2 separate regions of the Mus musculus genome follow, and region 1 is linked to region 2. A link is a loop called in an ENCODE intact Hi-C map of the cell type or tissue named here. Cell type or tissue: left cerebral cortex. All regions are shown on one strand. Each heading gives the region's core, and the rest is flanking DNA. Links, peaks and the distances in the headings are about the cores only. Region 1 has its middle 150 kb from the start of Lrrc7. Region 2 has its middle 42 kb from the start of Gm20752.

Evidence for each region. Peaks named below come from ENCODE experiments on the same cell type or tissue, not always from the same donor. Only the 100,000 strongest peaks of a DNase experiment are listed, where the experiment ranks them.
Region 1: it touches region 2 in a loop (5-fold over the local background); 2 of 42 quality-filtered maps call a loop at or near these places.

What each region holds. Positions count from the first base shown.
Region 1 is chr3:158,700,809-158,713,474 of GRCm38, forward strand. No RefSeq gene overlaps it. Among named protein-coding and RNA genes, the nearest start is that of Lrrc7, 150 kb to the left of the region's middle. In left cerebral cortex, for the core only: no CTCF peak of the experiment used is centred there; DNase peaks (open chromatin) are centred at 6,395 and 6,773.
Region 2 is chr3:159,027,676-159,040,341 of GRCm38, forward strand. No RefSeq gene overlaps it. Among named protein-coding and RNA genes, the nearest start is that of Gm20752, 42 kb to the right of the region's middle. In left cerebral cortex, for the core only: CTCF peaks have their summits at 4,147 and 7,495; DNase peaks (open chromatin) are centred at 3,185, 4,074 and 7,309; H3K27ac peaks cover 4,523 bases.

The DNA.
Region 1 (12,666 bases), core at 1,790-9,789, 330 kb before region 2:
AGAAAAACCATTTGACAAGATCCAACACCCATTCATGATAAAAGTTTTGGAAAGATCAGGAATTCAAGGCCCATACCTAAACATGATAAAAGCAATCTACAGCAAACCAGTAGCCAACATCAAAGTAAATGGAGAGAAGCTGGAAGCAATCCCACTAAAATCAGGGACTAGACAAGGCTGCCCACTTTCTCCCTACCTTTTCAAGATAGTACTTGAAATATTAGCCAGAGCAATTCGACAACAAAAGGAGATCAAGGAGATACAAATTGGAAAAGAGGAAGTCAAAATATCACTTTTTGCAGATGATATGATAGTATATATAAGTGACCCTAAATATTCTACCAGAGAACTCCTAAGCCTGATAAACAGGTTCGGTGAAGTAGCTGGATATAAAATAAACTCAAACAAGTCAATGGCCTTTTTCTATACAAAGAATAAACAGGCTGAGAATGAAATTAGGGAAACAACACCCTTCTCAATAGTCACAAATAATATAAAATACCTTGGCGTGACTCTAACTAAGGAAGTGAAAGATCTGTATGATAAAAACTTCAAATCTCTGAAGAAAGAAATTAAAGAAGATCTCAGAAGATGGAAAGATCTCCCATGCTCATGGATTGGCAGGATCAACATTGTAAAAATAGCTATCTTGCCGAAAGCAATCTACAGATTCAATGCAATCCCCATCAAAATTCCAACTCAATTCTTCAACGAATTAGAAGGAGCAATTTGCAAATTCATCTGGAATAACAAAAAACCTAGGATAGCAAAAAGTCTTCTCAAGGATAAAAGAACCTCTGGTAGAATCACCATGCCTGACCTAAAGCTTTACTACAGAGCAATTGTGATAAAAACTGCATGGTACTGGTATAGAGACAGACAAGTAGACCAATGGAATAGAATTCAAGACCCAGAAATGAACGCACACACCTATGGTCACTTGATCTTCGACAAGGGAGCTAAAACCATTCAGTGGAAGAAAGACAACATTTTCAACAATTGGTGCTTGGACATCTGGTTGTTATCATGTAGAAGAATGCGAATCAATCCATACTTATCTCCTTGTACTAAGGTCAAATCTAAGTGGATCAAGGAACTTCACATAAAACCAGAGACACTGAATCTTATAGAGGAGAAAGTGGGGAAAAGCCTTGAAGATATGGGCACAGGGGAAAAATTCCTGAACAGAACAGTAATGGCTTGTACTGTAAGATCGAGAATTGACAAATGGGACCTAATGAAACTCCAAAGTTTCTGCAAGGCAAAAGACACTGTCAGTAAGACAAAAAGACCACAAACAGATTGGGAAAGGATCATTACCTATCCTAAATCAGATAGGGGACTAATATCCAACATATATAAAGAACTCAAGAAGGTGGACTTCAGAAAATCTAATAACCCCATTAAAAAATGGGGCTCAGAACTGAACAAAGAATTCTCACCTGAGGAATACCGAATGGCAGAGAAACAGCTGAAAAAATGTTCAACATCCTTAATCATCAGGGAAATGCAAATCAAAACAACCCTGGGATTCCACCTCACACCAGTCAGAATGTCTAAGATCAAAAATTCAGGTGACAGCAGATGTTGGCGTGGATGTGGAGAAAGAGGAACACTCCTCCATTGTTGGTGGGATTGCAGGCTTGTACAACCACTCTGGAAATCAGTCTGGCGGTTCCTCAGAAAATTGGACATAGTACTACCGGAGGATCCAGCAATACCTCTCCTGGGCATATATCCAGAAGATGCCCCAACGGGTAAGTAGGACACATGCTCCACTATGTTTATAGCAGCCTTATTTATAATAGCCAGAAGCTGGAAAGAACCCAGATGCCCCTCAACAGAGGAATGGATACAGAAAATGTGGTACATCTACACAATGGAGTACTACTCAGCTATTAAAAAGAATGAATTTATGAAATTCCTAACCAAATGGATGGACCTGGAGGGCATCATCCTGAGTGAGGTAACACATTCACAAAGGAACTCCCACAATATGTACTCACTGATAAGTGGATATTAGCCCAAAACTTAGGATACCCAAGATATAAGATACAATTTCCTAAACACATGAAACTCAAGAATAATGAAGACTGAAGTGTGGACACTATGCCCCTCCTTAGAAGTGGGAACAAAATACCCTTGGAAGGAGTTACAGAGACAAAGTTTGGAGCTGAGATGAAAGGATGGACCATGTAGAGACTGCCATATCCAGGGATCCACCCCATAATCAGCATCCAAACGCTGACACCATTGCACACACTAGCAAGATTTTATTGAAAGGACCCAGATGTAGCTGTCTCTTGTGAGACTATGCCGGGGCCTAGTAAACACAGAAGTGGATGCTCACAGTCAGCTAATGGATGGATCACAGGGCTCCCAATGGAGGAGCTAGAGAAAGTAGCCAAGGAGCTAAAGGGATCTGCAACCCTATAGGTGGATCAACATTATGAACTAACCAGTACCCCGGAGCTCTTGACTCTAGCTGCATATGTATCAAATGATGGCCTAGTCGGCCATCACTGGAAAGAGAGGCCCATTGGACATGCAAACTTTATATGCCCCAGAACAGGGGAACGCCAGGGCCAAAAAGGGGGAGTGGGCGGGTAGGGGAGTGGGGGTGGGTGGGTATGGGGGACTTTTGGTATAGCATTGGAAATGTAAATGAGCTAAATACCTAATAAAAAATGGAAAGAAAAAACAAAAAACAAACAAACAAACAAACAAACAAAAGAATCTCACACAATATGTACTCACTGATAAGTCGATATTAGCCCCAAACCTAGGATACCCAAGATATAAGATACAATTTGCTAAACACATGAAACTCAAGAAGAATGAAGACTGAAGTGTGAAAACTATGCTCCTCCTTAGAATTGGGAACAAAACACCCATGGAAGGAGTTACAGAGCCAAAGTTTGGAGCTGAGATGAAAGGATGGACCACGTAGAGACTGCCATATCCAGGGATTCACCCCATAATCAGCATCCAAACGCTGACACCATTGCATACACTAGCAAGATTTTATTGAAAGGACCCAGATGTAGCTGTCTCTTGTGAGACTATGCCGGGGCCTAGCAAACACAGAAGTGGATGCTCACAGTCAGCTAATGGATGGATCACAGGGCTCCCAATGGAGGAGCTAGAGAAAGTAGCCAAGGAGCTAAAGGGATCTTCAACCCTATAGGTGGAACAACATTATGAACTAACCAGTACCCCGGAGCTCTTGACTCTAGCTGCATATATATCAAAAGATGGCCTAGTCGGCCATCACTGGAAAGAGAGGCCCATTGGACTTGCAAACTTTATACGCCCCAGTACAGGGGAACGCCAGGGCCAAAAAGGGGGAGTGGGTGGGCAGGGGAGTGGGGTGGGTGGGTATGGGGGACTTTTGGTATAGCATTGGAAATGTAAATGAGCTAAATACCTAATAAAAAATGAAAAAAAAAAAAGACTGTTCAGAGAAATGCAGAGGATAGACACCTGGCACGTGAAGTTTTAGAGGGAAATTTGAAAGTTAAAACAAAACAAAACAAAACATAACCCAAAAAACTCTACTGGAACTGTTGAATATTTTTAATTAAGAATCCATGGTTCTGATTAGCTGGAGCTGAGAAAGTTGCAGTGAATAAGAAGAGACAGGCAATCACCAAAGTGAAATGTTCTGGGAAATGTTTTGAGTCAGCACACAGAAGCTGTGTTCCAGAGGTTGCCAAAGATGTGCCTCAATGCTGGCAGCTGAACTTGATATGTAAGAATTACCCAGGTGGCACCTCTTTTGAAGGCATGAAGGGTCATGGAGAGCATCAGGAGCTTGGCACTGTAAGAAGCCAGGGGAAGCCACTGATGATAGTGCAGAATCACTACCAGTGGATGCCCTAGGATTAAAAGGATCCTGCAGAGTGGAGGACAGGCACCTTAAAGAGCCCAGAAGAGGCTATTGGTAAATGTGCAGCCCAATCATGGAATGACCACTAAATATCAGTTGAGTACAGCAAATTCAGGGAAACTCTACAGTCAATAGTAAGGCTGGAAAATTCCTTCTTCATTGGTCCCTGAGACACTATTATCAGTTACAGCACAAGAGATCATGTGCCAAAGAAACTGTGGCACACATCTAGAGATTTAAAAGCACACGCGTTTAGATTTTGTTAAACAAAGAAAAAAATGTCCTGATTAGTGTTGAATATATGATACAAGAAAATCCTTGAGAAATGACATCCATTGCAGTTAAAGGATTATTAGAGAGAAAGCTCTGTCCTCATTTGTGTTTTAAAATGCTGTCAAATACACTGTACTGATTAAACACTTGCCATAAATCCACAAGACAGGAAAAACGACAAACATCAAGCCATTAGCACATCCTTTGCCATAGAGGAGAGGGAGCCTATTATTTCAAAAACATCAAAGTGCTCTTGGTAAAGATTGCTAACCAAGATGCCAGCTCCAAAATTACCACTGAAGATAGATCTTTACATCTCTGGGGTAGAACCTTCACATCCACTACAGGTGAAACCTGTGAGATTCCCAAGCACATTTTCATTTCTTTGAAGGATTCCTCTTTCAAATATGTTTTCAAAGAATAAAATATCCTGCATTACAGATATTCTTTTTTTTTAAGTGGTTTTATTTTTTTACATTCTAAATATGGTCCTTCTTCTTGGTCCGGCCTCCAGGAGTTCTTCACCCCATCACCCTTCCCCTTAATCTTTGAGAGGATGCTCTCCCAAAGCCCCCTCTAAACACCTTACCCCCATTCTCACCTCCCCACCTTTACATTCCTCTTCCCTGGGGCATCAAGACTCTACAGGATTAGGCACATCCTCTTCTAGTGAGATAAGACAGGCAGCCCTCTGCTACTTATGTGTCAGGGGCCACAGACCAGTCCATATATTCTCTTTGGTTGGTCTCTGAGAACAGGCAGGCATCTAGATTAGTTGATGTTATTGGTCTTCCTATGGGGTTGCCATACCCTTAATCTCTTTTAGTCATTCCTCTAACTCTTCCAGTCATTCAAAATTCCTCTGTTGAGAATTCTCTGTTTAGCTCTGTACCAAATTTTTAAGTTGGATTATTTCTTTTTTTTTTTAGTCTAACTTCTTGAATTTTTTAAATATATTTTGGATATTAGCCCTCGTTTTGGATGTAGGTTTCCTGAAGATCTTTTCCCAATCTGTAGGTTGCCCTTTTGTCTTATTGGCAGCATCCTTGAGGCATATGCTTATAATAAAGACATTTCTTGGACATTTTCTCTTTAGAAAAATTTTAATTTTCTGTGAGCACCCTGTCTTATTTTGAGATTCATTGCTGTGAAGAGACACCATGATCAAGGCAACTCTTTTGTAAAGGACAATATTTAATTGGGTGTAGTTTACAGTTTCAGATGTTTAGTCCATTTTCATGTGCCCAATCCTGTAGAAACTTGTGGCAGAAAGCATGGTAGCATCTAGGCAGATATGGTGTTAGAGAAGGAGCTGACTGTTCTGCATCTTGATCTGACTGTAGCCAAAAGAGACTAGAAGTGGCACTAGGAGCTCTCAAAACCCATCTCACAGTGATGCATTTCCTCCAAAAGGGCTAAACCTATTCCAAAAGGTCACTCTTCCTAATAGTGGCACTCCCCAGGGGCCAAATATATTCAAATCCCCACCCCCTGGCTTACTTTGTGTGATAACCTATAGGAAGCTCCATTTTCATTCTGTTTTATTTCTTCCTTTCCTTCTTCCAGGCTGACTAAGGGTCTCACAGGGTGATAATCAGAAGACAAATATTATATTCCGTTTCTAACAATTCCAACTTATAGGCATGGAATGAACATAAAAAAGTTATAGGCTTTCCTATACAAAAGTGGTTAAAAGACAATGAAAGGAGTTGGTAGTATAAAGTGATTTTGGAGTCCACGTGGATAGAATTCAAATAATGTCCTTTGACTCAACATCTGGGTCAGAAAGTAAACCTTTGTGGCTCTTTGCTCTGCCCTCTAGCCACCTCGTTGTACTCTCAGGGTTGCAGGGTTTTCCTGTCAATCATGAAAAATTACAGCTTTTGGAGTTGAGAACATTTGTGTGCTTCCAATAGAATTTTAGGGGGTCAAGAACTTCTTTAGTTTTGTAGTCTTTTGAGCCTTATCTATAATGGAAGTATTTCTATTGACCTAATTTTAAGGAGTTCCTGTGGATGTTATGGGGGATTCATTCTGCTAGACAAAAGCCATATCTACAGACTTCTAAAATAATTTTCAACCCTGGTTCTGGTTTGCAGTTTAGAGACAGCTCTTGAAAGCTTCCTAAAAGTGATTTGATTGAGAGGATCTGCTGGACACACCCTTAATCTCCTGTGGATGAATATTATAACCCTGTGATCTCTCCAGGTTATGTCACAGGACAGTAGAATCAAATCACAAGCCTTTCTCCTAGCATGAGCATATGAAGCATACCTCCAGAAAATCTCCTCTTAAATAACCTCCTGTTTCTCTCTCCTTGTCCTCATTTACACTTATTGCATTGCATTTTATTATAAGTAGCAAAAACAACAAAATTAGATCTCGACTCTTTACTTCATTTTGCTTGAATATTTCTTTAGATCTATATTCACAGTATCCATATTTATCAATTACATAAGTTCTGTCTTCACACACACACACACACACACACACACACACACACACACACACAACTGTAGGCAGTTTCTACTACCCCACCCTAAGCATCAAGCATCCAGCTCTCTTGCTCTACTTTACAATAGTGTCAATGGCATTTTCAGTGTTCACACTTCCATTAAAAGTGTTTGAGCAACATAAGCTTTTCCCAGTATAGTACTCATCATTCTCCTCCAAAAACCAACTTACTCCTGCTCAGTTCCTAGGTCAGTCCTCGTTTTTAGTTATTTATGACAGTCATGTTCCACCCCTAGGCAGTAGAATTTGTTAGCTTTTTATTGCAGTATAACACATTGCCATAATTTAACAGTTTGAAACTAGACTCCTTTACCCACTCATTTTTATAACTCTTTATAAGTCTGGGAATGGCACAGTAAGATTCTCTACTCAAGGCACACAGGCTGATGTCCAATTGTCTTCTGGGACTGAGAGGTACACTACCTTTTTGAAGAAGTTGATTCCTAGGGATTGTGGAGCTATGGCCACCCATCCTTGTTGGTTACCAGCTGAGTACCACTCTGAATACTTGCTAGTCTAGCCATTCTATTGGCAGTTTATGAAATGAGTGCTGACTCTCACTCTGTCCAGACAGACTCATCTCTTGGATACTTGGTACCAACTGAAAAAAAAAATACTAAGGGTTTAAAAGCACATCTGATCTCTATTAAAGTCAATTCTCTGTGAATCTAAGGGCAACATGAATCAGTCATCCTTGTCCCTAGGATAAGACAGTGCATGCTCATTGGATTGTCAGAAATCGTAGGGGACAACTTAAAATTCCATATACCATGATAATAATATTTTGACATATACAATGCTTAATTTTTAAAGCTTGTGTAAACTGAGTAAGATTCATTTTTTGTAGTTGTTGATTTTGTTTTTTTTTGTTTTTGTTTTTGTTTTTGTTTTTGTTTTTGTTTTTGTTTTCAAGACAGGGTTTCTCTGTATAGCTCTGGCTAGCCTGGAACTCACTTTGTAGACCAGGCTGGCCTCGAACTCAGAAATCCACCTGCCTCTGCCTCCGAAGTGCTGGGATTAAAGGCGTGCGCCACCACCGCCCGGCCTGAGTGAGATTCTTTTTGTTTCCACAAGAGCAAGGCAACAATAATAGCTACAAAGTTACCAAAATTATTGTATCCTAAGTTTTAATATTTTAACTATTTTGTCATGAATCCCAATGAAATCCTTCTTGAGATAACAAAATTCTATATCCCAAATATGGCTGAAATTCAAGTTTTATATGTAATGATTTATAAAGAAAATTCTTTTAAACACAAAAACTTCAGTTTTACTCAGAGATCAATCATATCTCATTTAAATATTCAGCTTATAGAAATGTTTATGGAAATAAGACCAACAATGCATATTTTTACCTTGTATGCAGTTTTATATTAATGAATACAAATGACATGTACCAATGATAAAAACAGCTTGTGCTTTTAAACTGCAGATGAGGAAGACTTGTAGACCTCAATGGTAGTGTTGGCTACCACAAAACACCCAGGGATATCAAAACAAAACAACAAAACAAAACAGCATCCAAAATGTTTCTGGGTCCCAGTCCTAATGTTTCTTTTTTTTTTTTCTCCATTTTTTATTAGGTATTTAGCTCATTTACATTTCCAATGCTATACCAAAAGTCCCCCATACCCACCCACCCCCACTCCCCTACCCACCCACTCCCCCTTTTTGGCCCTGGCGTTCCCCTGTACTGGGGCATATAAAATTTGCAAGTCCTATGGGCCTCTCTTTCCAGTGATGGCCAACTAGGCCATCTTTTGATACATATGCAGCTAGAGTCAAGAGCTCCGGGGTACTGGTTAGTTCATAATGTTGTTCCACCTATAGGGTTGCAGATCCCTTTAGCTCCTTGGCTAATTTCTCTAGCTCCTCCATTGGGAGCCCTGTGATCCATCCATTAGCTGACTGTGAGCATCCACTTCTGTGTTTGCTAGGCCCCGGCATAGTCTCACAAGAGACAGCTACATCTGGGTCCTTTCAATAAAATCTTGCTAGTGTATGCAATGGTGTCAGCGTTTGGATGCTGATTATGGGGTGGATCCCTGGATATGGCAGTCTCTACATGGTCCATCCTTTCATCTCAGCTCCAAACTTTGTCTCTGTAACTCCTTCCATGGGTGTTTTGTTCCCACTTCTAAGGAGGGGCATAGTGTCCATACTTCAGTCTTCATTCTTCTTGAGTTTCATGTGTTTAGCAAATTGTATCTTATATCTTGGGCATCCTAGGTTTGGGGCTAATATCCACTTATCAGTGAGTATATATTGTGTGAGTTCCTTTGTGAATGTGTTACCTCACTCAGGATGATGCCCTCCAGGTCCATCCATTTGGCTAGAAATTTCATAAATTCATTCTTTTTAATAGCTGAGTAGTACTCCATTGTGTAGATGTACCACATTTTCTGTATCCATTCCTCTGTTGAGGGGCATCTGGGTTCTTTCCAGCTTCTGGCTATTATAAATAAGGCTGCTATGAACATAGTGGAGCATGTGTCCTTCTTACCCATTGGGGCATCTTCTGGATATATGCCCAGGAGAGGTATTGCTGGATCCTCCGGTAGTACTATGTCCAATTTTCTGAGGAACCGCCAGACTGATTTCCAGAGTGGTTGTACAAGCCTGCAATCCCACCAACAATGGAGGAGTGTTCCTCTTTCTCCACATCCACGCCAACATCTGCTGTCACCTGAATTTTTGATCTTAGCCATTCTGACTGGTGTGAGGTGGAATCCCAGGGTTGTTTTGATTTGCATTTCCCTGATGATTAAGGATGTTGAACATTTTTTTCAGGTGCTTCTCTGCCATTCGGTATTCCTCAGGTGAGAATTCTTTGTTCAGTTCTGAGCCCCATTTTTTAATGGGGTTATTTGATTTTCTGAAGTCCACCTTCTTGAGTTCTTTATATATGTTGGATATTAGTCCCCTATCTGATTTAGGATAGGTAAAGATCCTTTCCCAATCTGTTGGTGGTCTTTTTTTTCTTATTGACGGTGTCTTTTGCCTTATTCAGTGAAGACTATGGCTATAATTAATCTTGTAGCTGACATGAGCCAAGATGCTCAGGGAGCTGTGGCCTAAAGTAAGTGAGAAAAGATTTAAAAATCAAATGCTAGCAAGAAACTTGTTATGTTAATTTTAATGTTAACCTTCAGATATATGTATTGAATTGGGTGTTTATTATAAAGGAAAATACCCAGATACTCACTGAATGGTCAGGAGAGAAAACAACCAGTCAACCAGTTAACACCCACACAAATCCAGAGCTAGAACAGTGAAAACAACACACAAACAAACAAACAAACAATAATGCTCTCTTAACCCCACTCAACAATGTCCCTTCCAGAGTTTAAAACACTTTCCAATAATCTTTGTTCTTGAATTTCAATGCTAAGGGCTAGTATTCTCTTTTTTATGTTTTATGTAAATGAAGTGAAAATGGTTTTATTATTGAGATTATCTTCTCTTCCATTCCCCATTCCCTTTTACTTTTTCTTTTCCTTCCCTTCCTTTTCTTTATTTCTCATTCTCTCTGATTTGGTCACCATTCTGCTGTTGGACAGAGATACTATGAGCAAGAAAACTCTTTTGAAAGAAATCATTTAATTTGAGGCTTGCTTATAGTTTCAGAAGCTTAGTTCATTATCATCATGAAGGAAGAAGGTGCAAGCAGGAAGTGCTGGAGCATTAATTGAGAGGTGTATAGCTGATATCTAATATCTGATCAGCTGATAGCTCTTATGTAAGAATAAGGAGAGCCTCAGCCTGATGTTGGCTTCTAAAATCTCAAAACACTTCCCTATTGACACAGTTTCACCAAAAATTTCATACCCAGTCCAGCAAGGCCACATCTCCCAATGCTCCTAATCCTTTCAAATTGTGCCATTCCTTGGGAACTATATGGTCAAATATACAAGCCAGTGTGGGCCATTCTTTTTTTTTTTTTTTTTTGGTTTTTCGAGACAGGGTTTCTCTGTATAGCCCTGGCTGTCCTGGAACTCACTTTGTAGACCAGGCTTGCCTCAAACTCAAAAATCCGCCTGCCTCTGCCTCCCGAGTGCTGGTATTAAAGGCCACCATGCCCAGCTAGTGTGGGCCATTCTTATTCAAAGCATAACACCTTCTTTTGCAGACTTTTTTGTTTTGTTTTGTTTTGCTTTTTCAAGCATGCTTGGCAAGCTATCTACCTTTGGAATAAATATCCAGCATTAGAGATGGGATGTTTTTCCTCTTCCTTTTTGACTGCGTGCATATTTTCTTGAGTATGGGAGCACTTGTTCATGAACAGGCATTTTTGAGGGGAGAAGAAGTTGTATGTCTTCCATCATTTTTCAGGTTTTTATTTTACTTTATTTTTTGACAGTGTATTTTTGTTTGTTTGTTTTTCAGTGTTTGTTTGTTTGGTTTTTTTTTTTCTGTGCCTGAATCTACTGATTCTCACTAGTCTACCTGTTGTGCCATAAGAGCTTTATTCACTGAAATATTACCACAGCCTAAAGCTTAGACATTGTTTGACTCAACATATTGTCTGCATGATTAACCCAGCAATTTTATGTAACAGAGGTATTTTTCTTTGCATGTTATATGTTTCATCAGATGTTTAAATATTACAGTGTCCTTGTCTGTTGGTGAACATTTTAAAATATTTTCAGTGAAGAGCAATTGTGAATAATGGCACTACAAGTATGTTCTCATTCAAGTCTGTCTTTTGGTATATATTAATGTGTGGTTCTAGGTGAAGTTTTACATAGCAAGAATGTTTATTTAATAATTCACGTATAAGTTTTCCCAGTTTTTCTCAACTGTTGCTAATCCAATTGTCATTTTTTTCAATTTCCTTTTCATCTTAACTATCCAGAGGTCTGATGATGGCATATTACTGTTTGTTTCTCTCTGTTGTCTTAATAATACCTAGATATCTGTTCTGACACAGGTACACACATACATGCACATGCACACTCACATGCACACACACATACACACACAGACACAATATGTATGTGTGTGTGTGTGTGTGTGTGTGTGTGTGCATCAGTGTGTCTTCAGTTCCTGGCTGATAACTTCATACTTAGGGTACACCATTGAAACTAGAATTTTCTTCCCAGAGGTGCTTCAGAAAAGAACTAGTCTTTCCTGTTTTTCTGTCTTGTGCTGATGTTAAAGAAATTCCCTGATTTGCTATGTCACTGAGTGGTTTTCTTCAAGAGGGTCCTGCCCCATGTTCTGGAGGGAAGCATGCTACACCTAAATGCAGGAAGGGTTGGTGCAAAAGTAAAAGATGTCTTGCTTAGGTGTCCCAATCTATTAGCTGTCATTGCTCTGAAGTAAAGTTTGTTGATAAATTCACTTAAATATATGTTTTGCTTCATATCAGTCGGAGTCAGAGAAACATGAATTGACTGATTTCTTATCTCTTTTAGGAAATTTGGTAGGCAATGGAAGTATTAAATTACATTCTGAAAATATTTCAGGTGATGTAGATCAGTTTGAACTCTTCTACTTAGGATGGTCAGGATATTTCAGACTGTATACTAAAATATCTTTGTGTAAATATACAAAGCTTTTGGTCAAGTCTTTTGTCTATGATTTTCTCTTGGTTTGCCTGAGTTTTGCTTACTGATTTGTGAAAACTCTATAATCTGCCACAAATTGGTTTGGAGTATCCTAGCTCACTCAAGCAAAAAGAAAGACCAGCTTGATTCCATCACTTCTGTTCCTCTGTCTTTCTCCTCACTTTCAACCTTGGTTATATTTAAGCAATGGGGTGATATAAGGCTTAGGAGTTAATGAGGCTATGTCTTTATTTTTTGGTGTACCAAAAATAGTAAAGAAGAAAGGGATATTATGAATCCAAGTAATTATTTTAACTGATATTTTCAAGCACTGGAGAAAATAATTTGGTGCATTTATTATTTTGTGACCACTGGTAGAACCTGAAGTATAATACATAAAAATTACATGAGTTGTAAAAGTTCTGACTGCATGTTGTTTGA
Region 2 (12,666 bases), core at 2,598-10,597:
GACTCTGCTCTAGATTAAGAAGCAAGAGACTAAGATTTCCTAATACAAATTTATTTTGGTAAACTTAAAATTTCCAAATGCTTATAAAGCTTCACAAAAAAGAAATCTATCAAATGATGTTGATATAAGTAATGTCAGCATCCAAAGGAGATGAGTACATGAGCATACAGGCCCTTAATAAGTGTGAGGTTTCCACAGAAAAATGTGAAAAAGCGATTCTGAAATAGGAGCCAAGTCCGGCTCTTTTCTCACTATTGATTTGCTATATTCAGCATACATACTCTAGGAGGTGAGAATATTTAGTCTCAGTACCCTAGGGGCATTCATCTCATGTCATTAGCAACTTTCCAGGATGAAGAAAATATTCTTTCTCTATTCTCTCTCTCTCTCTCTCTCTCTCTCTCTCTCCCTCCCTCCCCCCCCCTCTCTCTCTCTCTCTCTCTCTCTCTGTGTGTGTAAAATGCATGCATATCTATGAGTATATAATGTGTTTGCATGTATGCTATAGCATGTATGTGGAGGTCAGAGGACCACCTGAATTTTACCTTTTCCTTGCCTTTTACCTTGAATCAGAAAGTTTGTTGTTTGTGTCTGCATAGAGCATGCTAGTTTGCCTGTGAGCACCTAAGGATTCTTCTGTCTCTGGCTTCTATCCCACTGTAGAAGTTATGGAATTTCTGATGTGCACTATCATGCCAGGCTTTACATGGGTTTTGAAGATTAGAACACAGGTCCCCACAATAGCATGACAAAGGTTATACTCACTGAAGTATCTCCTCTGCCCATCTTTTGTGTTGATGAGAAAGTAACTTTTGTTTCTAAATTTTTCTTTCATAAATTCATGTAACATCTCTCAACAGGCCATTAATTATTTTGTGAACTATAGTATTCACTTGATCAAGACATTAATAATTTCTTCTTCTGTGTACCTTCCTTGCCTTGCTTCCTGGGAAATAATCCATTTTGACTACAGAGAACTATTTAAAGAATATTCTTTTACTTTTTTTTTTTTACAAGAACACTGTAATTCTGAAATATCCTAGATTCTAAAACTAAAGCATTATTATAAAAACTCAATGTTCATTTGACACAAGTTCTCACCGTGTAATTCAGACTGGACTCAAGCTCACAATCTTCCTGTCTTCACCTCCTAAATTCTGAATTGCATATTTATACACATCATTAGGGCAAAAGCTAATAAGTCTCAATATATAGATGAACAAGAAGGAGGAGGGCGAAGAGGAGAATGAGAACAAACAACAACAACCACCCATGACTCAGTTGAGGATGAGATGGGATGGAACCAATGTTCCTTACACCCGGGCCTTGATCACATTTTATGGCTGTGCATTTCTATGTTGTGGGAGTTTGTATGCAGAACCTTCCTTTTTAGACATTTAAAGTCTCTTAAAGCTAAGGAATTATTTCTTTTTTGCTTTTGATCATGTGATATTCTCAAAGCAGTTATAGCCAAGAAACCAAAAAGGACAAAAAGGAGTAAGAATACAACTAGAGACTTGATGTGATTAACCCCTCCAAATTCCATATGGCAAGAAAATGTTGGGTTATGTTAGAGAGCCAGCTTGATAGAAAGACTGGGAAGTGATCACTATGTGTATAACAACAACAGCAAAACAAACAAACAAACTCCACAAAACTAATACTCATTAAAAAGGTTATTCTGTGGGACACATGGTAAAAGCCCCTGTCATCCTGACTTTTGCTTTGGCTAGATTTCTTACCTTTTTAATGTTTGGACAGAGAAAGATACAGGAGAAGTTCATTTTAAAACAAAACATTTTTCCCTCAATAATTGGCCTTCATAAAAGCAGAAAAATTTGTAAAAACATAAAACCATGTACTAAATTGAGTAGTGTAAATATTGAAACATTTTACAGTATAGCTTTGTGAAGCAAATAAATTAGTCCACTCCCTTGCCTGAATTCCACAGGAATATTTTTAATCAGTGGTGGGTTTCACATTGTAATATCAAAATCAGATTAAGAAGGCTACATATTTTAGATATAAGTAGACTTATATCTAAAGTTTACTCATTAACCTCCTTGATATTATTATATAGAGATTTAATTATCTATTGATGATATATTAAAACGATATGCTTTTGAGTGCATTGTTTTTATTTCTATAATGAGTATCTGATATTCAGTTTCTTAAACGAAGTCAATAAAGATAATATAAATATATGTTAAATATAAGTGTCTGATATTTGCAATGAGTAATAATGACCAATTAAATTCCAACTCAGGCAAATATACACATATTTATTTCCCTGCAGAGTTTACTATGCGTCCAGTTGGAACAAGAAGTTGACCGGGGCAGCCTGCAAGGCCCACACTATCTTGGAAAAAGAACATTGGCCATCCCATAGCAGTCAGGTCTATCTCTTCCCAGGCTACACACATAATTTGCATGAGTAGGTGGCTTAAGCCACTTAATCAACATGACTCATTTCCTCCCCAACATATGAATCAAAAAAGAATAGCACATGAACACACCCCCAGGTCTCAGTTGACTGATGCTGGTCTCCAGGAAGCACAAAGCAAACATTCTACTTCATTTCAGAGGAGGAATTTTTTTTTTCCTGATGGAAGTACTCTGCCTCTCCTAAAAACTGTTACAGTTCAGTTAATGGCCAAAATTCTGAAACTATTTGTTTTCTCAGAAATTGTTTTAGTGAAATAATGTGTTCCAAGTTGACAAATTTCCTTCACATGGTTACAATTTCACGTCTTAATGGTAAGAAATCTTAGGAATTATACTTTTGTATATACATATTTAATTTAAAAGTGTATAATATCATACTTGTCTACAAAGTTCTGTGATAACATGCCACATTCATCCTCCACTGCCCTCTAATTCTGTCTCCTTCCTACCTATTCCTCTTCTTTTCCCAATATTTCCCCTCTACTATTTATGCCCTTCTTTTCCTTTCTCTTTTCTCCTATTTTAGAATTCATCATTGAAGCAAAAAAACTGAACAATGGGAAGAATAAAGTGCGGCTTACGGGTCTCTTTTCTGCAGCTTGGATACTCAAAAAATGTGGTCCACTCTCAATAGTTTCTTCTCCTACCTCTTTTGTGCCTGGGTGTGATTTCTGTCTTTGCAAGCAAGCTAGAAATAGCCTCAGCTGTGCATGTGCTTGTGGGGGTGGAGAGAGAAAGAAGTGATGTGGAATAAAAAGCAATGGAGGCAGATGGGAGCAAATCGCCCCCACAATTCCTTGGGCTTAGAAGGTTGTACCAGGCACTGTAGATCTTGTGCTGACCATTTCAGTCTCCCCAATTCTGCTCATCATCTTGTAATTCACTGCCACAATCTCTACCCTTTTTTGAAAGCAAGTAGGAAACTGTTTTGGAGGAACTCTCATAGACATGGTGAGTGCTGTAAAGCACAATACCTACTGTAATTTCTCATATGCTGGTGATCTCCAGAAAAGCTCTTGATAAGTCAGCAACTTGTTCACATAGAAATCAGATTCATCATCAAGAAAATACATGGGATGTAATGAACACTGTTCATTGCTGTCAATGCTAAAAGCAGCGTCTCTGAAAGTGTCTCCCTCCCTCCCCACCCTTTTTCTTCCTTTCTTTTCTTTCTCTCCCCTTCATTTCTCCAGATCTCTCTTTATTTTCTTTCTTTCCTTTCTTCTCCCAACCTTCCCTCCCAACTCTCTCCTTCCCACTCTTTATTCCTTTATCTCTTCCTCCCTACTTCACTACTCCATTGGAAAGGCATTTCCCCACCTCCCTAGGGTCTTTTTCTCTGTAATTTTAGACTTTAATTTTTCTAGGATTGGATTGTTAACCATAAAGCACTATTTTTAAAATACTTTTCATCCTTAAGCATTCCATCTGAGTGAGTATAGGTGTGTGCATAGAAACCAAGAGTTTACCCCAGAACTTAAGGAGAGATGATCAGGAAGGTAATCTTACGACCACCACTGGTATCTGCTGTTTTAGAATTAAATTCCATTCAAAATACTGAACCTTGTGTAGGTGGAAAATGGATTGGGCAGCCAAAAGATTGAGTGACTCAGACACAGCAGCCAACTGTGAGGAATGGTTACCAAGCAACTGTCTCAAAGGCTTCCTGGCAGTTCCCTAGAGGATGCTTCCCTAGAGGATGCTGCCCCCTTTCTAGAGAACCCTTCTTTGCTCAAGCTGTAGTTTTTGACTGCAATGTATTTTTCCTTTTGTTTACTCAACCTGTATCCTCTGCCTATGACGCTCTAAGACTGCCTTGCCCTGATACATTCTGCACACGATGATGTTAGCCTCCTCTAAGTTCCAAAATTTCATCTACATTGTTTCATCATAAACTGTACCTAACCTATGCTAAAATCTCTTGATCACTTGAAGTAATTTTATATTTTAGATTCTCTCTAGAATCTAGAGTGTATTTTTATCACACTTATTTTTTAGTTATTTAGTATAACAATAAATCATGACTCATAGTTGAACTTGAACCATCTTATGTAAGTTTTGTTATATTACTTTAGATATGGCTATATGGTGTTAAAACAAAATAATCTGCAATAGAAAATTCTTGCTATTCATCACCTACCTCTCCTACCCTACCACCATTAAATCATGAAATTGGTGATGGGAGTCTCTTTAGTTTACACACTTATCACCTGGGATGGAAGGATCACTTGAGTCCTCAAGTTTGAGAAAACCCTGGAAAACAGAAAAATCCTTACCTCAAGAAACCAAAAACAAACAAATGAACAAAATCAATCAACCAACCAACCAAACCAATCAACCAATCAAACACATAAACAAACAAACAAACAAAAAACCCTGCATTTTCTTTCTAGCCTTTCTTATAATCTATTACTTCTTTGAGCAAATCAACACAAAAAATAATTGTGTAGCTATTTCTCAAATCACAAATTGGCCTTCATGTCACTAAATAGTGAATTAGCCTATAATGGGAAGAAGTAAAAATTTTTAAAAATATTTGTTTTGCTATGTATGATTTTTTTTTTCTAAAGTGCTATAATCTTAGAAAAACTGTAGGTGTGTTCAAAGACTAAAGCTAGTGAGTAACATCTTTTGGAGACAGAAGCACCCCAATCATTCTCTAGTTTGTGTTCTGCTTGGGTTTATGTGCCCATCATTTCTCTACTCAGCAGGTGCCAAGATAATGAGATCCATATGGAACAAATTACTCAGGGGTAATGGGATCTAGTTCTGACAGGAAGAGTTCAGGACACAGAACAGTGCTTTTACTGTGGGAAGAGGCATCGCATCAAGGTCTCATGTAGTCATAGCTTCAATCTCCTTAAAGTGAGAATGACTTTGAACTCCTCTTTCTTTCTCAACTCAAAAATGCTATGATCACAGCAACGTGCCACTATAGTGGCTCTCCTGAGAGTTTATTCTCAGGGCCCAGCCATTTGGTGACTCATTTTAAAACAAAATAAAACATCAAAACAAAACAAAAAGCATATCTCTTAAAGGTATCTTCTGAAGTACATCTAAAAATAAGCAAAAAGTAAATTAATAAATGACAATTTAAAGGATGTATTACTACTTCTAATGAAATATATTCTACTTGAGATTCCCTTTAAGTCCTTTTTGAGGAGTTTCCACATACTGTCTGCTCTTTAGAGAGAAAATAGAATAAGTTCCAGACCCTAAAGCATGATGTTTCAGCCCATTTCTGTTGTTATTCAAATAAAGCTTTTGGTAATTATCATAGTAAATATAAAGATAATCATGTGATTATTTTGTACTCCTTTATTTTTAAAACTCAATGTGAATTACAACTTCTCATTAAACACTGTTATATACTAAGAATCACATAGTGCTTTATGTATGTAGTCTTATTCATATTCATTATTATATGAGGCCTGACTGAGCTTGCGGGGGGGGGGGGGGAGATGATAGAAATAATGATGATGATTGATGTTGTTGTTGTTGTTGATGATGATGATGATAACACATGTTCCTGTATCTATTGACAGGTTCTTCACTCTTGAGGCAAATGATACTGACTTTGTTTTGCAGATCGGGTGAATGAGGCACTCTGAAGGCAACAGTCTGCTTGGTTTTATACAGCTCAGAAAATGCAAAATTAGATTCTGATTCCAAATCTTGTTGCAAAGGTACAAGCTCTTAACCAAAATGCCCTGCTGTCCTACAAATATCTTTTGCTGTGCTTTTTCATATGTTTGTCAGAATGGAACTGTGGACATGAAATGAGTTAGAAGTAGTATGTTGTTATTTATATGTTGGATCGAATCCACTCTTTCCTATGAAGGCATTGCTCATTTCAAGGGTCAACAAAACATTGTCAAATCCTGTAATTTTGTAGAGAAAGTTTGGCAGGATGGACGCAGCCATAGACATTTGTTATATATTATCTTGGCTAAATCTGGAAGAATCAAGCAGCTGCAACAGAGACTCATATAACTTGTAAAATCTGAGATATTTATTATCTGGTATTTTACAAGAAAATTTGGCAATTCTTAAATTACTAATAACTGATACACAACCTCATATTTCCTGTTTCTAAACTAACCCTTGCTGTCACTGATAGTCAATTGAAATGCAATCAATAAACAAATATGTGGACTATACTTGTGATTGAAAGGTGCTTGTTGTCACTGGTGGTGATTTAGACAGAGAAATGGAAGCAATGATAAGTCATTAATCAGAGCTGATGGAGCACCAGCTAACATAGAAGGACAGTTTTCTGTGGCCTGAATTTCTCCTCAAATTTGAAGTGAAAGCTCCTTTATTTTACAATAGAAATCACTTAGAAAATGTTTCTTCTTTCTGAGGACCCTACCATTCAATCTTGCAGGCCTTGCAGAACATTATAGCTTATGAAAAATCCAAATGAACTAAGTCTAATGAACTATCTACCTTCATATTGGAAGGTGCAGTATGAAAAGAGCTAACTGCAAGTCTCCAAGAAGCACTGTACAGCAAATGAAAAATTGGGGGTGGGGGTGTGCTCTTCATTCTGGAACATTCAGAAATTTTATTTCAACCTTAAATCTCATAATCTTGTTCTTAAATACCAAGCATAAAATTGCCATAGCACTCACTGTGTTCTTACCCTTGAGAGGGACATTCATTTCAAGCTTCTGATTTTGGTTTTATGTAGAGAGCATGTAGAGAACAATGACCGCTCAATTATCTGAAAGGAATACTGTGCATGTAGATTTCCAAGACACCCACACCCCAGAGATAACGCCAGGGAGCTAATCAAATGCTTTTCTGCCTGCACAACTGTGATACCCAAAGCTGCTAGGAGCATCATTTTTAGATATCCGTGGGAGGGATTCTTTTTGTAATTCCACATTTCTTCCACTCCCACCACATGTCTAGGCTTTGCCTTCCAGAGGCATTGCTACACTTTCAGAGATTTTCCTTTTTCTCCCCTACCTCGTCTTCCCTCCATACCATCCTCCTCACCTCTCTGCCAAGGACTGGGCTTCTGGGTTAAGTGGCCCTCTAGTGTTACAGTTGATGTTTTAAGAACTAGCAGAATTCTTGCCTGCCTATGGATCCAATTCCCCAACTGAGCTGCTTTGTCTGGCCTCAGTGGGAGGGGGTTGCCTAGTTCTGCAGTGATTTGATGTGGTAAGTTGGTACCCAGGAGGGCCTCCCCATTCTCAGAGGAGAAGAGAAGAGGGAATGGGGTGAGAGACTGTGAGGGGGACTGGGTGGAGAAAGGTTGTCTGAGATAAGGATGTATAGTGAATAAATAATTTTTAAAATTTATTTATTCATCTATAACCCAAGATCAGTGCGTCCTCTCCTCCCAGTACCCCTCCCTGAAAGTTCCTTCCCTATTCCACCTTCCCCTTCTCTTTTGAGGGGACCCCCCTCTGGGTATTATTCCTTCTCCTCCACTAACACTCTCCCACACACCACACACACCACCACACACACACACAATGCACACACAATGCACATCAAGTTGCTTCCAGACTTGGAAGCAGGTGTATTCTCTCCTGCTGAGGCCAGTCCATTTAGGGGCAGGAGATCCACAGGCAAGCAGGCAGGTAGACAGGCAACAGGTTCAGGGACAGCTTGCCACAGTTGTTGGGGGCCCTTCATTAAAACCAAACTGTTCACCTGCTACATATGTGCAAGGGTCTTAGGTTCAGCCTGTGCTCACTCTGTGGTTGGTGACTTAGTCTCTGTGAACCCCCAAGAGTCCAGGTTAGATGACTCTGTTGGTTTTCCTGTGGAGTTCCTGTACTCTTTGGGTCCCTCAATATTTCTCTCAACCCGTCCATCAGACTCCCAGATCTCCATCTAATGTTTCAGTGAGAGCTTCTGCACCTCTTTTCATTGGCTGCTAGGTGGAGCCTCTCAGAGGACACTGATGTTCCTGTCTGGGACCATAACAAAGTGTCATTAATAGTGTCAAGGATTGATTCTTGCCCATTGGATGGGTCTCAATTTAGGCCAGTCATTGATTGGCCATTCAGACAGTCTCTGCTCTATCTTTGTCACTATTTATTTTGTAAGCAGAACACATTTTGGGTCAAAGGCTTTATGGGTGGGTTGCTGTCCTTATCCCTATACTGTTTGGGTATGGTTAGTGGCCATATCAGGACTCATATCCCCCCACTGATAGGAGTCCCAGCTAAAATTGCCCCCCAGAGATCTTCTGGGTCCTCTGACAATCCCAGGTCTCTGACATGTCCTAAAGACTGCCCCCCACCACCACTTATCTCCTTTCTCCCACCCCCACTGTCCCTACATAAGATTTCTCCAATCCCTGACAGCCTTCCCATCCCCTCTTCTACACAGTTCTCTCCTTCCATGGGTCTATATTTATTTAGTTTCCCCTCCTGAGAAAATTTCAATCATCCTCCCTTGGGCCCTCCTTGTTACTTGGCTTCTTTGGATCTGATGATTATAGTATGGTTATCCTGTACTTTATAGCTAATATCCATTTACAAGTACATACATGGCATGCATGTCCTTTTGGGTCTGGGTTACCTCATTCAAGATAATATTTTCTAGTTACATCCATTTGCTTGTGAAATTCATGTCTTTATTTTTAATAACTGAACAGTATTCTATCATATAGATATGCCATGTTTTCTTTACACATTCTTCCACTGTGGAACGTTATGGTAGACTCCAGTTTCTGGCTATTATGAATAAAACTGCCACGAACATAGTGGAATAAGTATTCTTGTGTTATGGTGGAATATTTTTTGGGTATATGCCCAGGAGTAGTATAGCTGGGTCTTGAGGTACAGCTGAAAGATCCTGGCAGAATGTAAAAGGACACAGAAGCCCTGAAATTGGCAAGATAGACGTCAGTGTTAGCAGAACTAGCTTCACTGATTTAGAAAAATAGAGGTGCACAATGCTCTGGCCACTCCTTGAACCTGTGTGTCTGCCAATGTTCTGACCAGGTGTGTGCCCATTGCTGCACCTTCATTAGACTCTTTCCTTGTACCCCTCCCATACCCATTTCTTGAGAATAGACATTGTTTAGATCTGGAAATCCCCTAATCTCACCCTTCTCCTTTCCCCCCTGAGGGCCTATAAAAACTGGGAACTCTTTCCCCTCCCTCGAGGACGACTCCTCTACCCCTGCGTGGGATATGAGTCGTCCCCAGAGCTCTGGCTTTCCCCGAATAAAGCCTCATGTGGTTTGCAACAAGCTCGGTCTGTCGTGAGTTCTTGGGTGTCCGCTATTGTCCTGAGGCCTGAGCGAGGGGCTCCTCTTGGAGTCTTTCACAGCTATTTCCAATCTTCTAAGAAACTGCCAAATTAGGGGAGTGGGGAGGGTGTGGGAGACTTTTGGGATAGCATTGGAAATGTAATTGAGGAAAATACGTTAAAAAAAAAAAAAGAAACTGCCAAATTGATTTTCAGAGTAGTTGCACAAGTTAGCACACCCACCAGCATATAGGAAAGTTGCCCTTGTTCCACATCCTTGGCATTCTGTGGTGTCCTTTGAATTTTTGATCTTAATCATTCTGATGGGTATAAAGTGACATCTTGGGGTTGTTTTTATCTGCACTTCCCTGATGATTAAGGTCACTGAACATTTTTGTAGGTACTTCTTAGCCATTTGAGGTTCCTCTGTTGAGAATTCTGTTTAGCTCTGTAACTATTTTTTAATTGGGTTATTTTGATTTTTGTTGTCTAACTTCTTGAATTCTTTATATATTTTGGACATCAGCCCTCTCAGATGTAGGGTTAGTGAAGATCTTTTCCAACTTGTAGACTGTCATTTTATTCTAATGGCAGCATCCTTTGACTTACAGAAGCTTTTCAGTTTTATGAGGGTCCATTTATAAATTCTTGACCTTAGTGCCTGAGCCATTGGTGTTCTGTTAAAGAAATTGTCTCCTACACCAAAATGTTGTAGGTCACTCTCAATTTTGTCTTCTATTAAATTTAGTTTATCTTGTTTAATGTGGAGGCCTTTGATCCACTTGGACTTGAGTTTTGTGTAAGGTAATAAATATGAACCAATTTATACTTTTCTTCCTGCAGACATCAAGTTAGACCAGCACCATTTGTTGAAGATGTTCTCCCTTCTCAATTTTGGCTTCTTTGCCAAAAATCAAGTGTCCATAGGTGTGTTGATTTGTTTCAGGTTCTTCATATCAATTTCATTTGTCAACCTGTTAGTTTTTGTGTAATACTATGGACTTTTTTTTTTTTTACTATTGCTCAAATGTACAGGTTGAGGTGAGAGATGGTTCAAGATCTGTAAAGAATTATGTTGGAATTTTGATGGGGATTGCATTGAATCTGTAGATTGCTTTTGATAAGATGGATATTTTCACAGTTATTCCTTCTGTTCCACAAGTGTGGAAGATCTCTCCATCCTCTGATATCTTCCTCAGTTTCTTTCTTCATAGAGTTGAAGTTCTTGTCATATAAATCTTTTAATTGCTTGATTAGAGTTATATATACCAAGGTATTTTTGTATTACTTGTAGCTAATGTGACGGTTGTTGTTTCCTTAACTTCTTCCTCAGTCTGCCTATCATTTGTATAAAGGAGAGTTACTGGTTTTTTTGAGTTAATTTTGTAGTCAGACACTTTGCTGAAATTGTTTATCAGCTATAGGGGTTCTGTGGTAGAATTTTTGGGGTCATTTATGCATACTATTATATCTTCTGCAAATAATGATACTTTTACTTCTTCCTATCTAATTTGTTTCCCCTGGAACTCCTCTACCTGTCTTATTGCTCTAGCTGAAACTTCAAGTATTATATTGAAGAGATAGGGAGAGTGAACATCCTTGTCTTGTCCCAGGTTTTAGTGGAGTTGCTCTAAAATTATCTCTATATAATTTGATGTTGGCTATTGGCTTGCTGTATATTGCTTTATTGTGTTTAGGTATTTACCTTGTATCCATGCTCTCTCTAAGACTTCTATCATGAAGAGATGTTGGATTTTGTCAAATGCTTTTCTGGCATCAGTGAGATGATATTATGGATTTACTTTTCAGTTTGATTACATGGTGGCTTACACTGATGAATTTTCATATATTGAACTACTGCTGTATCTCAGGGATGAAGCCTACTATATCATGGTGGATGATGCCTTTGATGTATTCTTGGATTCTTTTCATGAGTATTTTATTGAGTATTTTTGCATCACTTTTCATGAGGGAAATTGGTCTGAAATTCTATTTCTTTATTGAGTCTTTGTATGGTTTAGGTATCAGGGTGATTGTGGTCTCATAGAATGAGTTTTCCAATGTTCCTTCTATTTCAATTTTGTTGAATAGTTGAGGACTATTGTCATTAGCTCGTCTTTGAAGATCTGGTAGAATTCTCTGCTAAAAGCATCTGGCCTTTAGTTGGTTAGGAAGCTTTTATTGACTGTTTCTATTTCTTTTGGGATTATAGGACTATTCAGATAGTTATCTTGATCTTTATTTAGCTTTGGTAATTGCTATCTGACTAAGAAATCCTCAATTTCATTTAGATTTTCCAATTTTGTGGAGCACAGGTTTTTAAAGTAAGAACTAATGATTCTTTGAATTTCCTCAGTGTCTGTTGTTATGTCTCCCTTTTCATTTCTGATTTTGTTAATTTGGGTACAAATATACTTTCTCTCTCTCTCTCTCTCTCTCTCTCTCTCTCTCTCTCTCTCTCTCTCTGCCTTTTAGTTAGTTTGGCTAAGGGTTTGTTTATCTTGTTGATTTTCTCAAAAAATATATATATATTCCATTTGAATCATAACCTCTGTTAGTTTCATTATTTTTCTGTTTAGTTTCTCTCTTGATGATATGTCTATTGGTGAGAGTGGGATGCTGAGGTCTCCTGTTATTAATATGTGAGGCCCAGTGCATGGTTTACATTGTAGTAATGTTCTTTTATGAATGTGTGTGCCCTTGCATTTGGGGGATAGATGTTCAGAAGTAGGATGTTCTCTTGGTATTTTTTTTAAACCTTTGATGAGTATCAAGTGTTCTTCCTTCTTTCTTTTGATTGCTTTTGGTTTAATGTCTATTTTATTAGATATTAGAATGGCTGCCCCAGCTTGTTTCTTATGTTTGTTTGCTTGTAAAACACTTTTCCAGTCCTTTTTACTGAGACAATGACTATCTTTGATTCTGAGATGTGTTTCTTATATACAACAGAACAATAAGTTTTGTTTACCCATCCATTTTGTTACCTGTGTCTTTTTACTG